2 separate regions of the Homo sapiens genome follow, and region 1 is linked to region 2. Evidence: read pairs that join two places in POLR2A ChIA-PET (ENCODE). Cell type or tissue: A673. All regions are shown on one strand. Each heading gives the region's core, and the rest is flanking DNA. Links, peaks and the distances in the headings are about the cores only. Region 1 overlaps CKAP5 (cytoskeleton associated protein 5). Region 2 overlaps CSTPP1 (centriolar satellite-associated tubulin polyglutamylase complex regulator 1).

What was found. Peaks named below come from ENCODE experiments on the same cell type or tissue, not always from the same donor. Only the 100,000 strongest peaks of a DNase experiment are listed, where the experiment ranks them.
Region 1: POLR2A ChIA-PET joins it to region 2 with 7 read pairs; 3 of 35 experiments call an interaction of 5 or more read pairs at or near these places.

What each region holds. Positions count from the first base shown.
Region 1 is chr11:46,841,248-46,844,057 of GRCh38, reverse strand. All of the region lies in intron 1 of CKAP5 (cytoskeleton associated protein 5), which reads left to right. Among named protein-coding and RNA genes, the nearest start is that of CKAP5, 3.6 kb to the left of the region's middle. RefSeq lists an enhancer at 1-499. In A673, for the core only: no CTCF peak of the experiment used is centred there; no DNase peak of the experiment used is centred there; H3K27ac peaks cover 365 bases.
Region 2 is chr11:47,065,758-47,068,567 of GRCh38, reverse strand. The region is part of intron 3 of CSTPP1 (centriolar satellite-associated tubulin polyglutamylase complex regulator 1); the gene reads right to left. Among named protein-coding and RNA genes, the nearest start is that of ARFGAP2, 110 kb to the left of the region's middle. In A673, for the core only: no CTCF peak of the experiment used is centred there; no DNase peak of the experiment used is centred there.

The sequences.
Region 1 (2,810 bases), core at 26-2,525, 220 kb after region 2:
GTAGAGACAGGGTTTCACTATGTTGGCCAGGCTGGTCTCGAACTCCTGACCTCAAATGATCCACCCGCCTCAGCTTCCCAAAGTGTTGGGATTACAGGTGTGAGCCACCACACCTGGCTAACCCTCACTTTTCTAACTGTAGCTTCTATTAGGACTTTATCAACAGGTTTTGTTTTTGCAATACTAGGTAGGGGAAGTGTTCCCCAGCCAGACATAATATCCATTCCTAATAAAACACATTTACATATAGGAGACACAGCTTCCAACTTTCATAGTTCTGTCAACACTTACATCTTTGTGTTCTCTCAATTTTTTTTTTTTTTTTTTTTCAATCAGATCTCACTCTTTCGCCCTGGCTGGAGTGCAGTGCTGCTATTATGGGTCACTGCAGCCTCCACCTCCAGGGCTCAGGTGATCCTCCCATCTCAGCCTTCCGGTAGCTGGGACTACAGACGTGCATCACCATGCCTGGCAAATTTTTTTAGTTTTTGTAGCGATGGGGTTTTGCCTTGTTGCCCAGGCTGGTCTCGAACTCCTGGGCTCAAGGGATCCTTTTGTCTCGGCCTCCCAAAATGCTGGGATTACAGGCGTGAACCACTACGCCTGGCCTTCTCTTAATCTAACTGTAGCCCTGTTCGGGGCTTCACCAATGGCTCTTGGTACTACTGTACCTGGGGCTTCCATATGAAGGAGTCCCAGGAATTTCTTTTTGCCACTCCCTGACCATTTTACCTACTTATATACAGAAGGCTTGGGGTCCCCAGCAGGTGGTTGAGCCAAGAGACCCTTGCCCATTTGCCAGTCTTTATCTTGACTCATCTACCTATTGTTTCCACAATTTCAGATCAGATTTCTCATTGTAATCTGCCTCCTGACTTACAATTTCTCCAAACTGGGGTAAATATAGCAAACTTGTTTGGAACCCCTTAATGGTGGGAGACCAGCAGGGTCTCCCTTTGGCTCCCAGGCTAGTCTTGAACTCCTGGGCTCAAGTGATCATCCTGTCTTGGCCTCCCAAAGTGCTGGGATTATAGGCATGAGCCACCACACCCTGCTACCTTACTTCTTTTTTTTTTTTTTTTTTTTTTTTTGAGACGGAGTCTTGCTCTGTCACCCAGGCTGGAGTGCGGTGGCGCGATCTCGGCTCACTGCAAGCTCCGCCTCCCAGGTTCACGCCATTCTCCTGCCTCAGCCTCCCAAGTAGCTGGGACTACAGGCGCCCGCTACCAAGCCCGGCTAATTTTCTGTATTTTCAGTAGAGATGGGGTTTCACCTTGTTAGCCAGGATGGTCTCGATCTCCTGACCTCGTGATCCGCCCGCCTCGGCCTCCCAAAGTGCTGGGATTACAGGCGTGAGCCACCGCGCCCGGCCTACCTTACTTCTTAATAACCATTTAAAAATTTCCACCTTCCGGGTTGAATCCATTTGCCCTCTGTCTCACCATTCTCTTAACCTAATGGTTTTATTAGCATCTGTAAGACCCACGAGAGGAAACTGAGACAGCACATTTGATAAGGCTTCTCGAACTGTCTTTTGATTTTGCAACAGTAAGGTTATCCACATTAAGGGGTCACCCTTAACCACAGCATTTACCATGACTGGGTAGTGGGCATATTCAGAGGGTAAATGTCCTAGTCATCATAAAGCCAGTTTCACATGGCTTGCATATGAAGTATATCAGTGGCTCTATCTGGATCTGGGGTGTTCCACTTGGCATTTATGGAATCAGACTGTCCCCTTCAGGAAGCTTATGATACTAATGTACAAAGTGAAACAATTCCTTCACATTGTACCCCCTGGTTTCAATAGTTCTTTGATTTTTGCAGACCACCTTCTTTGTTACCAGAGGTCTTAGAAGCACTTTCTGTTGTCCCGGCATACATTTTTCCCTTGAGGGACAGCTTTGAGGTTAGTGGCCTAAGCTCTCACATTCACTGAAAGCTGAGCTTGGTCTAGCGGGAAGGTCCAACCCACCACTTTCTTTTAATTTCATTTTAGCTGTTACAGATAACAATAACCAAGGGATTTAACATTTCGCTTTTTTTTTTTTTTTTTTTTTGAACCAAAGTCTTACTCTTTCTCCAGGGCTGGAGTGCAATGGCACGATCTCGGCTCACTGCAACCTCTGCCTCCCAGGCTCAAGTGATTCTCCTGCCTCAGCCTCCTGAGTAGCTGGGATTACAGGCGTGAGCCACAGCACCCGCCTAAATTTTTTGTATTTTTAGTAGAGATGGAGTTTCACTGTTAGCCAGATGGTCTCAATCTCCTAACCTCGTGATCCTCCTGCCTTGGCCTCCCAAAGTGCTGGGATTACAGGCGTGAGCCACCGTGCCGAGCCAGCATATCACTTTTTTAATACTAGTTTGCATTTCCTTGTGCATCCTGTGAACCAACTCCCAGGCAGTTGGATCCATCTCTGGATTCCATGGATAACTTTTACCTTTAGTAATTGATGACAGCACAGCTTCAGCTCTTTACCATGGGTGACCACTTGGCCACCTAAGAATCAAAGTTCTTTATCCCTATCCTTTTATCCTTTTTCTTCCCAAACCATATGTGTCTGTGAGCCAAGTCATTCTAGCAAATCCCAATTCTGACGCCAATTCTGAGAATATAGAATAAGAAACTTTAATAAGTTTATCTTATACTCTCACAATACAGAAAACTTCTGTGACCTCAGATGTGTGAGATTTTTTTCCCCACACACCAAGCAAGTAGTTCTTCAGCAGTGGACACTAGCTGTGTGTCCTCTAATTCAGTTCAATTCTGACACCTTTTTTTTTTTTTTTGAGACAGAATTGCTCTGTTG
Region 2 (2,810 bases), core at 258-2,757:
TTAAAATTATACAAGAAGTTTTCTTTTCTTTTTTTTGAGATGGAGTCTTGCTCTGTCACCCATATTGGAGTGCAGTGGCATGATCTTGGCTCACTGCAACCTCTGCCTCCTAGGTTCAAACAATTCTCCCACCTCAGCCTCCTGAGTAGCTGCAATTACAGGCGCGCGCCACCGTGCTTCACTAATTTTTGTGTTTTTAATAGAGACAGGGTTTCACCATGTTGGCCAGGTTGGTCTTGAACTCCTGGCCTCAAATGATCTGCCCACCTCAGCCTCTCAAAGTACTGGGATTACAGGCATAAGCCACTGTGCCTGGCCAAAATTACACATGCAGTTTTCAAAATTAACATTTACATTTTAAAAAATATTACATTGGATAACATACAGATTGATACAGGCTGTCAGTTTTATTAGGACAAAGTCTTTAAGCTGCAGATCTTTCTGAGTTATTTGCAGGGATATAAGCAGTTGTATCAAAATTTATTCTTTTATACTAAAGTTTCCTGATTGACATAAGGCAGGTATGAGGACTACAGTTAAAAAAAAAAAGTAATTACCATTATTTCTACCTTAAACTAAAATCCATTGAATATAAGTTTATCAATGTGGAAATAAATTAGATGGCTCAATTTGATAACGCAGGGTCACAACACGGCCATACTCACAACTTCAGATAAAATGTTAATGATAAATCAAAACAGGTTTTGGAGTCAACATGCAAAATAAAATGAATCTTTCTGTGCTGAAACTGTGAGTTAAAAAGAAGACCTCTGTGTTAGTCTGTCCGGGCTGCCGTAACAAATACCATAGACTGAGTGACTTAAACAGCAGAAATTAATTTTCTCACAGTTCTGGGGACTGGAAGTCTGAGATCAAGGTGCCAGCAGAGTTGGTGTCTGGTAAAGGCTCTCTCCTTGGTTTGCAGACAGCTGCCTTCTCACTGTGTCCTCACGTGGAGGGGCATGGGCAGCTCTCTGGTATCTCCTCTTACAGGGACACCAGTTCCGGTGTCTCTTCTTGCAAGGATACTAATCCTTCCTATCTGATGAAGCCCTACCCTTATCACCTCTCTTAACCTTAATTTCCTCCTTACAGGAGGAATTTCTTCAAATATAGTCACATTGGAGGTATGGCTTCAACATGGGAATTTGGGGGGGGCAGACACAGTTCAGTCATACTAGCCTTTGAGTCATCTGATCTTTTCAAAAAATAATACCATTGAACAACTTATATATGATGTTATAATATACATTTATTTTTCTCCAAACAATAAAATTTTTAAACTAGCTGAGAAAATTTGTTGATTTCTCCAGAGTGATTACTCATTAATTAGGAATGTGAGCAACTCAGCTTTGAAACACAAATTTACTATTACTCCCTTTCTGAACATTAGTAAAGCTAAAAAAAGATCAGTCAAAATGTTAAAAACAAATCTATTAGTATTTGAAGCTACTTATCTGTATGAATCTCAATTTTTTGGCACACTTTTACCTTAAAACCAAATAAAAGTCCTCAACCTCATCAATAGGTTCTTGGAAACTGACTTTAAGTGAAACAAGGTATAATAAAACCAATTTCATCATAGGCTAATCGACATAAACAAGAGTTAAGTTCCTATGGCATGTTTCTGGTCACAAATAATCACCCAACTTCTAAATAAAGACCCTACACACCTCTAATATTAAACATTGAAATAAATGTGGGCTATACATACATTTAAGAAAGGTTAATAACAACAAGTAAGATTACCCAATTTTTGGTGAATCGCTGAATGACGACAGTTGTAGTGGTGGTGGATTAAATAAGGGAATAGATATTTGCAAATAGAAAAATTTAAGGAGCACCTCCTCCGACCATGAATTAAAAAACAATCACAAATATGGTGGGCTAGCTGAACGCTTTCATACCTCATCGCTTATTGTTGTGCAGTTGTATGATTATCATCTACTTTATAAATTTGTATTTGATAATAATTTGTATTCAATAATAATTTGTATTCATTCATTTTCCAACCTGCTTATTCTAGCTTAGGGTTGCAGGTGGCCAGAGCCTATCCTGGAAGCCTGGGACACAAGGTGGATAGCCCTGTACAGGACATCTCATTCCATCTCGGGGAGCACACACACACACCAACATTCACTCACACTGGGACCATTTAGTCACACCAATGAACCCAACACATACATCTGTGGTAGAAAACTGGAGTACCCAGAGAAAATCCATGCAGACATGGGGAGAATGTGCAAATTTCACACAGTGGCCCCAGCTGGGAATCAATTTTTTTTTTCCTCATCAATGTTATAATGCAATTATGTTATTTGAGGACCTGCTGTACTGAAAAACTTTTCCCCTAAGATCAGGAAAAAGACAAAGATGCCTGCTTTCACTACTTCTATTCATCATAGTACAGGAAGTTCTAGCCAGAGCAATTAAGGAAAAAACAAACAAACAAAAAAAAAAAAAAAAAAAAAAAACCCACAAGGCATCCAAATTAGAAAGAAAGAAATAAAATAACCTCTGTTCACAGATGATATGATCTTATATGCAGAAAGCCCTAAAGATTTTACACACACACACACACACACACACAACTGTTAGACCTAATAAATGAATTCAGCAAAGATGCAGCATACAAAATCAAGATACAAAAATCAATTACATGCTGGGGTGGTGGCATGTCCCTGTAATCTCAGCTATTTGGGAGGCTGAAGCAGGTGAATTGCTCGAACCCGGGTGGCGGAGGTTGCAGTGAACCGAGATCACGCCACTACACTCTAGCCTGGGCGACAGAGTGAGACTTTGTCTCAAAA